Linked DNA regions of Homo sapiens: region 1 is linked to region 2. The links are chromatin loops, found by intact Hi-C in ENCODE. Cell type or tissue: GM12878. All regions are shown on one strand. Each heading gives the region's core, and the rest is flanking DNA. Links, peaks and the distances in the headings are about the cores only. Region 1 overlaps CDH1 (cadherin 1). Region 2 has its middle 17 kb from the start of CDH1.

Region 1 (4,387 bases), core at 170-4,169, 62 kb after region 2:
CTACCCTTGTGTCACTCGCTCTACTCAGCCACCACCCTGGATTGGCTTCCAACCAAGTTGTGTTTGCTTTTCCCTCTGCCTGAAATGTCCTTCCAAAGGGGACCGTGTGGCTCCCTTCCTCCCTCCTTCCCTCCCTTCCAGCAAGTCTTAGGTCTCAGCTAAAACTGCCTTTGCTCTAAGTCACCTTCATTGCCTTTGACATGGCACACCACTGCCTCCAGCACTCCCTCCTTATCCTTCCTCCCTGTTTATTTTATTTTATTATTTTTTGTTTATTTATTTTGAGACAGAGTCTCCCTTTGTCACCCAGGTTGGAGTGCAGTGGCATGATTTTGGCTCACTGCAACCTGTACCTCCTGGGTTCAAGTGATTCTCTCCTGCCTCAGCCTCCCAAGTAGCTGGGATTACAGGTGTGCACCACCACACCTGGCTAATTTTTGTATTTTTAGTAGAGATAGGGTTTCGCCATGTTGGCCAGGCTGATTTCAAGTGATCTACCCATCTCGACCTCCCAAAGTGCTTGGGATTACGGGCTTCGGCCACCATGCCCAGCACCTGTTCTATTGTTTTCTCTACAGCGTTTACTACCTTATTGTATGTTTTTGGCTAAAGGGCCTTGGAGTCAACCCCAGGAGAACAGTGCTGATGAATCAGGAGTGGCGCTCCCATAACTTCATGCGTCTTCAAAGCTGGCTAGTACTGCACCTCATTCTCGTGATTTCATGCCCACAGTTACCTCCAGGGTGTTGGCTGAGCAGAGCAAGTGACATGAGGGTAGTTGGTGACAAAGTCAGAAGTAGCTGAGGCCTCACTGTAGAGAGCTGGGCTTTTATTCTGGGAAAAGTGAGTCTCTGGAGGGCTCTGCATAGAGCAGAGGCTTGTCATGGCCTGACCGAGGTTGTAGCAAGCTCAATGCGGCTACTGTGTAGAGAAGACGCCGTAGCAACCTGGGCCAGAATTGGGAAGATTAAGGAGCTACTGCAATGGTCCAGGAGTCCAGAGATGAATTGAGTCTGTGGGGAAAAAAGTGTCGGCTGACAAGCCGTTCTGTCTCCATGTTCTCCTCTCACCTTTTGACCACCCTGTCCCCACTCCTCAGCTGTGCTTTGTATTTTGTAATTCGCAGCACTCAAAGCACTCACACAGGAGGCCTGACATTATTTATCTGCAGGTCAGAGGGTTTGAGTTGAGGGTGGGGGTATTGGAAACAATTAGGCATTGTGGCCTCAGTTGCCTCCGCTTCATTCTCCACCCTCCTCCACACACCCGCAGCACTCATTTTAACCCCTCAGTATGTCTTTTACTTTTTCCTTCCTTTTTAGAGTTAGGGTCTCACTCTGTCATCCAGGCTGGTGTGCAATGGTGTGATCACGGCTAGTTGCAGCCTTGACCTCCTGGGCTCAAGCAATTAACTCCACCTCAGCCTGCCCAGTAATTGGGACTACAGGAGCATGCCACTACACCTGGCTAATTTTTTCTTTTTTTAGAGATGGGGTCTTGCCATGTTGCCCAGGTTGGTGTCGAACTCCTGAGCTCAAGCAATCCATCCCCCTTGGCCTCCCAAAGTGCGGGGATAACAGGCATGCAACACCATGCCCGGCCAATTTTTTAATTTTCTTTATTGACAGGGTCTCACTATGTTGCCCAGGCTGATCTCAAACTCCTGGACTCGAGTGATCTCCCTGCCTTAGCCAAACTGCTGGGATTACAGGCCTGAGCAATCATGCCGGGCCCCCTCAGTATATCTTTAATCCCTTTGGGATCTGAGACTCTTTGAGAGACTGTTGAAGACCACAGAGCCTCCCACAGGTGCCCATATCTTAACCCACAGTTCCAGGGGGCCCATGCCTTCCTTGATGCCCTTCACTAGCCCAAACCTTGGCTCAAATCCTAGGCACTCACTGCTAAGGCCTCAAGGAGGGGGTCAGAAAAACAAAACCGCAGCCCAGGAAACTCCTTTCATGGCCACAGAGATGTTTCCAGATGGCCTGAGAAGGGAGTGGTTGGTGTGGGCAGCTGCTGTTCCCCATGGTATCAAATCTTTGATCAAGAGGGGTGGAAAAGGATTGACTTTCTCAAGTTCAGGGCTTCCTTCTGGCTCCACAGGCACCCCCCACAGGCAAGGGACCACCACACCCAAAGGCAGGAGTGGCCAATCCTGAGGGCGTGGACGGGGGCCACAGGGAGGCAGTCCACACCCTCAGGATTTGACCCTACAGGGAAGGCCCTGGGGATGTTGCCCTGTCCCAGGAACCTGCACACCCACCTTGGGGGCACTGCCTCTCCTTAGGGTGACCTCAGAGGCAGTTGCAGAAGTTTCGAGTTCTGCAAAAGCCATCTGTGGCAGAACAGGAGCGGCAGCTTACCACATACAAACTCTTCAAATGTTCCCACCAACTGTGACAGGTGGGGGCCACTCTGTAGTTGAAGAGGAAACTAAGACTCAAGCGTTTAACTTTCCTGAAGTTAACACAGCTAGTCAGAGGCACAGTTTGCATTCAAGTCCACATCTATCTAGACTCCAGGCCTAAGCGCTGACCGTTAGTGCTCTATGAGGCAGCACCTGGTAAAGCCACCTGTGCTTTGAGGGGGCGTTCAGGAGGCTACAGCCTAGTTCTGTGTAGGGTCAGATTATCTTGTTCTTTCTTCTCTCCGCTGGCCCACATCTTACCCTCTGGTGCCATTGTGACCGATCCTTCGCAAAGGAGTCAGCCCTAGAATTGTTGACAGTGAGCCCGTTTCCTGCCCCTCACCCCACACAGGGTTCCTTCCCATCCTTGCCCCTCCGTCCCTGGACCAGCTCCATGGGTCAGTGTTCCTCTTAGAGCATGACTCTTGGAAAAAAAACAGCACTTATCATTGAGGTCATCAGATTGCAACCCTGAGAATGTACTTATCAAACCACAAATAGAATCAGAGAAGGACTATATAGTCTCCCATATCCTAAGTGTCTCATTTCTGAAAACACAACTGAAATCTGGTTTTGGAAGCCACATCACATGTTGCCTATTGAGATTACGGTCAACTGAACACCCATCCCTCCTTTGGTTCAACCCTCTCATTAAAGAAAAGAAAAAGGGCCGGGAGTGGTGGCTCACTCCTGTAATCCTGGCACTTTGGGAGGCCGAGGCAGGCAGATATCCTGAGCTCAGGAGTTCGAGACCAGCCTGGGTAACATGGCGAAACCCCGTCTCTACTAAAAATACAAAAATTAGCCAGGCATGGTGGCACATGCCTGTAATCCCAGCTACTCAGGAGGCTGAGGCACGAGAATCGCTTGAACCCAGGAGGTGAAGGTTGCAGTGAGCTAAGATGATGCCACTGCACTCCAGCCTAGGTGACAGAGTATCTCAAAAAAAAAAAAAAAAGAAAAAAGAAAAAAAGAAAAAAAAGTTTGTTTATGTGAACATAGGAAAACAAACACAAGCCAATTTAAATGGTACCTAAGAGCCTAAAAGTGTCTGCCTGTCAGCAGTTCATCTGAGACAAGCAGTGTTACCGATTTCTTGTTTCCTTCTGAAGATATTCTAAGCCTATTCCCTATCCCATTTAGCTGTGTGCTCTTTAAAGACAGATTCTTCCCATATTATTACATATACACTTACTTGATTCTTTTTTAAACAGCTCCCTCATTCTTTTTATTTTATTTATTTTTTTTGAGATAGAGTCTCGCTCTGTCACCCAGGCTGGAGTGTAGTGGCATGATCTGGACTCACTGCAACCCTCACCTCCCGGGTTCAAGCAATTCTCAAGCCTCAGCCTCCCTTGTAGCTGGGACTACAGGCACCTACCACCACGCCTGGCTAATTTTTGTATTTTTAGTAGAGATGGAGTTTCACCATGTTGGCCAGGCTGGTCCTGAACTCCTGACCTCAAGCAATCTACCCACCTCGGCCTCCCAAAGTGCTGGGATTTAGGCATGAGCCACCGTGCCCAGCCCTTCATGATTTTTAATTTTTGCATCATTTTCCATTGAGTGGATGCCCATCATTGATTTATCCAGCCCTCTGTCAATGATGTGTCTATCTTTTGCCACCATAAACAAGATTGTAGTGGCCCTCCGTATATCTGCCCTGATGCAATGTGTGAGTCCCTCTGTGAGATGAAGTCCTAAAAATGGGCTTTGCTGAAAGAAAGGATTTATGCATGTAAAATCTATAAACATGATCAGAATGTTCTCTTAAAAAGCCATACTGATTCCTACTTGCCATGATGTCCAAGGCCTTGGAGCCCCACATCTTTGCTGGTACAGTTCCGCCTCTGTGCATTACAGATGATAAAACGAACCCAGAAAAAATGCAGGGGTCTTGCCTGACATTCTCCAGAGAGAATCTGGTCATCTGACTCTGGTCAACTGACATCCAGCATTTTTTTTTTGCTAGACCAG
Region 2 (4,387 bases), core at 300-4,299:
ATTAGGTCATTAAGATAGATTTATATCTTTCTCAGAGACTGGGTTATTGTGCCTGCTTCCACCTCCACTTTTCCCCATGAGTTAAAGCAGCACCAGGCCTTCACTATATGAGCTGCCCAGTCTTGGACTTCCCAGACTCCAGAATCATGAGCTAAATAAACTTTTTCTTTTTCCTTTTCTTTTCTTTTTTTCTTTTTGAGACAGAGTCTCATTCTGTTGCCCAGGCTGGAGTTGCCCAGGCTGGAGTTGCCCAGACTGGAGTGCAGTGGCACAATCATGGCTCACTGCAATCTCTGCCCCCAGGTTCAAGTGATCCTCCTACCTCAGCCTCCTGGGTAGCTAGGACTACAGGCACGTGCCACTCTGGCTAGTTTTTGTATTTTTTCTAGAGATAGATTTTGCCATGTTGCCCAGGCTGATCTCAAACTTCTGAGCTCAAGTGATCCTCCCACCTCAGCCTCCCAAAGTGCTGGGATTACAGGTGTGAGCCACCGAACTGGCTAAACTTTTTTTGTGTGTTAAATTACCCAGTGTCAGGAATTCTGTTATAGCAACGTAAAACAGACTAAGACAGCCACTTTGAAAAACAGTTTGGCTGGCTGGGTGTGGTGGCTCATGCCTATAATCCCAGCACTTTGGGAGGCCGAGGCGGGTGGATCATCTGAGGTCAGGAGTTCAAAACCAGCCTGGCCAAGATGTCAAAAACCCATCTCTACTAAAAATACAAAAAAATTAGCCAGGTGTGGTGGCGCATGCCTGTAACCCCAGCTACTCGGGAGGCTGAGACAACAAAATCGCTTGAACCCGGGAGGTGGAGGTTGCAGTGAGCCGAGATTGCTCCACTGCACTCCATCCTGGGCAACAGAATGAGACTCTGTCTCAAAAAAATAAAAATAAAAAAGGAAAACAGTTTGGCAATCTCTTAGAAAGCATAAACATATGCTAACCATATGATTTAGTAACTCTGCTCCTAGGTATTTACCCAAGAAGAATGAAAACATATGTCCACACAAAGACGCATACATGTTCCTAGAAGCTTTATTTATAATAGCCCCAAAGAGGAAATAGCCCAAGTGCTCATTAACTGGTAAATGGATACAACAATTAATTGTGGTGTAGCTATACAATAATGGAAGACTATTAAGAAAAAAAACGGGGCCGGGCGCGGTGGCTCCCTCACGCCTGTAATCCCAGCACTTTGGGAGGCCAAGGCAGGTGGATCACCTGAGGTCAGCAGTTCAAGACCAGCCTAGCCAACATGGTGAAACCCCGTCTCTACTAAAAATACAAAATTAGCTGGGCGTGGTGGTGCACGCCTGTAATCCCAGCTACTTGGGAGGCTGAGACAGGGAGAATTGCTTGAACCCAGGAGGTGGAGGTTGCAGTGAGTGGAGATTGTGCCATTGCACTCCAGCCTGGGCAAAAAAGAGTGAGACTCCGTCTCAAAAAAAAAGAAAAAAAAAAAAGATAAAAAACGAACTATGAACTACAGACATACACAACAATATGCTCAAAAGCATTTTGCTAAGTGAAAGAAACATATACAACAGGCCACATACTGTATGATTCCATTTATATGACAATCTAGAAAAAGCAAAACTCTGGGGACAGAAAAGGGCCCAGTGGTTGTCGGGGACCAGGAATGAGGGGTGTGGTCATCTACAAGGGCACAGGGGGATTTTTTGGCATGATGGAACTGTTCTTTTTTTTTTTTTTTTTTTTTTTGAGAGGGAGTCTCGCTCTGTCACCCAGGCTGGAGTGCAGTGGCGCCATCTTGGCTCACTGCAACCTCTGCCTCCCGGGTTCAAGCAAAATTCTCCTGCCTCAGCCTCCCAAGTAGCTGGGACCTCAGGCACACACCAGCTAATTTTTGTATTTTTATTAGAGACGGGGTTTCACCATATTGGCCAGGCTGATCTCAAACTCCTGACCTCGTGATCCGCCCATCTTGGCCTCCCAAAGTGCTGGGATTGCAGGCGTGAGCCACCACACCCAGAGATGGAACTGTACTACATCTTGATTATAGTGGTGGATATACAACTGCTTGTGTCTGTCAAAACTCACAGAACTTGGCCAGATGCAGTGGCTCATGCATGTAATCCCAACACTTTGGGAGGCTGAGGAGGGAGGATCCCTTGAGCCTAGGAGTTCAAGACCAGCCTGGGCAACATAGTGAAACCTCTTCTCTACAAAAAATGAACAAAATTAGCCAGGCATGGTGGCATGCCCACCTGTGGTCCCAGCTACTTGGGAGGCTGAGGTGGGAGGATCTCTTGAGCCCAGGAGGTCGAGGCTGCAGTAAGCCATGATCACACCACTGCATACCAGCTTGGGTGCCAGAGTGAAACCCTGTCTCAAGAAAAAACTCCAAACCAAACCAAAACAAAAAACCTCACAGAACTGAATCCCAAAAAGTGTGAATTTTACCATATGCAAACTAATTTTTTTTAACATGAGGGGAGGCTAAAAAAAAAAAAGAGAAAGAAAGAGAGCGTGAGATCTGTGAAATTCTGGGTAGCAAGGGAATTCCCCATGCATACCCTGAATCAGATCTTTGCAGAACCTCTTAAAATCTAAAGTTTGTCAAGCCCAGCCTGACAGCTGTGTCTGGGACTTGCTGGTGACCTTGGGCAAGTACCTTTGCCTCCCAGAAACATAGTTTCTTAGCCCAGAAAGGGAAGAGAGAGCTCTAAACATCTCTAACAAGGCACAGACATCTATTGAGCACTGAGTCACTGCCAGGCTACCCATACATGTGTTTTTTCACATCAGAAGGGTAGGGCAAGACAATAGTGTTTTAAATGTTCTTTATTAAGTCTTTTTTTTTTTTTTTGAGATGGAGTCTCGCTCTGTTGCCCAGGCCGGAATGCAGTGGCACGATCTCAGTTCACTGCAACATCTGCCTCCCAGGCTCAAGCGATTCTCCTGCCTCAGCCTCCCAAGCCCGAGTAGCTGGGATTACAGGAGCCTGCCACCACGCCGACTAATTTTTGTATTATTAGTAGAGATGGGTTTTACCATGTTAGCCAGGCTGGTCTCGAACTCTTGACCTCAAGTGATCCACCCTCCTCGGCCTCCCAAAGTGCTGGGATTACAGGCATGAGCCACCATGTCAGGCCTTTATTGAGCATTTAGATGTATTAAGCACTTTGCAGGTATTAGTTCATTTCATCCTTATACCACTCCTAGATGGTAGGAACTAGCACTACCTCTATTTTACTAATTGACAAGAACCTAGGTGCGCAGAGGTTTCATAAATTGTCAAGGTCAACATAGCCCAGTATCCCCAGTATTTGATCCAGCCCTCTCATTTCAGGGCCCATGCTCCTAATCATCATACTAAATCATGTGACATTCCTGGAGACAAGCTGTGTGACATCCTCTCAGCATCTCAGTGTTCCTGGACCTTACCCTTTATGCAGTTTAGTCTTTTTTTTTTTTTTTTTTTTGAGATGGAGTCTCGCTGTTGTCGGCCTGGGCTGGAGTGCAGTAGCACGATCTCGGCTCACTGCAACCTCTGCCTCCCAGTTTCCAGCAATTCTCCTGCCTCAGCCTCCCGAGTTGCTGAGATTACAGGTGTCTGCCACCAGGTCTGGCTAATTTTTGTATTTTTAGTAGAGACGGGGTTTCACCATATTGGCCAGGCTGGTCTCGAACTCCTAACCTCAGATGATCAACCCGCCTTGGCCTCCCAAAGTGCTGGGATTAAAGGCATGAGCCACCGCACCCGGCCACAGTTCAGTCTTTTAACTGCGGGTACTCAGCAGTTAGGGATTACAGGTGTGAGCCACTATGCCCAGCCCCTTCCCTGCTCTTGGGTCTAACCTCCTGCCTCTCCCTTCTTGGCTAGACTAAGCTCTTCTCCCTTCTGGGCCTTTGCCCAGGTGGTGACTTCTGCCAGAAACACTGGTTAACTCAGCTTAAATGTCACTTTGCTCCCCATCATATTTCTGAAACTCCGTCTCAAAACAAAATAATAATACATAATTGTTAAGATCATCCTTGTTGGCCAGGCGTGGTGGCTCACGCCTGTAATTCTAGCACTTTGGGAGGCTGAGGCGGGCAGATCACTTGACGTCAGGAGTTCGAGACCAGCCTGGCCAACATGGTGAAACCCTATCTCTACTAAAAATACAAAAGTTAGCTGGGTGTGTGGCGGGTGCCTGTAACTCCAGCTACTCAGGAGACTGAGGCAGGAGAATTGCTTGAACCTGGGAGGCAGAAGTTGCAGTGAGCCGAGATGGCACTACTGCACTCCAACCTGGGTGATAAGCAAGACTACCAACAACAACAACATCAACAACAACAAAAGGATTATCCTTGCTTATTGCTCTGGGTTGTAAATCCTTGGGTTGTAAATCCCTGGCTCCCTTGTCTGTTTATTCCA

Evidence for each region. Hi-C counts contacts between places; a loop is a spot of excess contacts. Peaks named below come from ENCODE experiments on the same cell type or tissue, not always from the same donor. Only the 100,000 strongest peaks of a DNase experiment are listed, where the experiment ranks them.
Region 1: it touches region 2 in a loop (5-fold over the local background); 6 of 110 quality-filtered maps call a loop at or near these places.

What each region holds. Positions count from the first base shown.
Region 1 is chr16:68,780,037-68,784,423 of GRCh38, forward strand. The region is part of intron 2 of CDH1 (cadherin 1); the gene reads left to right. Among named protein-coding and RNA genes, the nearest start is that of CDH1, 45 kb to the left of the region's middle. RefSeq lists enhancers at 1-303, 305-449, 989-1,133, 1,979-2,078, 2,589-2,708 and 2 more and cis regulatory regions at 377, 1,061, 4,306. In GM12878, for the core only: no CTCF peak of the experiment used is centred there; DNase peaks (open chromatin) are centred at 2,401 and 2,947; H3K4me3 peaks cover 333 bases; H3K27ac peaks cover 1,534 bases.
Region 2 is chr16:68,717,801-68,722,187 of GRCh38, forward strand. It overlaps a transcript of CDH3 not described here. Among named protein-coding and RNA genes, the nearest start is that of CDH1, 17 kb to the right of the region's middle. RefSeq lists an enhancer at 2,425-2,554. In GM12878, for the core only: no CTCF peak of the experiment used is centred there; a DNase peak (open chromatin) is centred at 2,551; H3K27ac peaks cover 1,397 bases.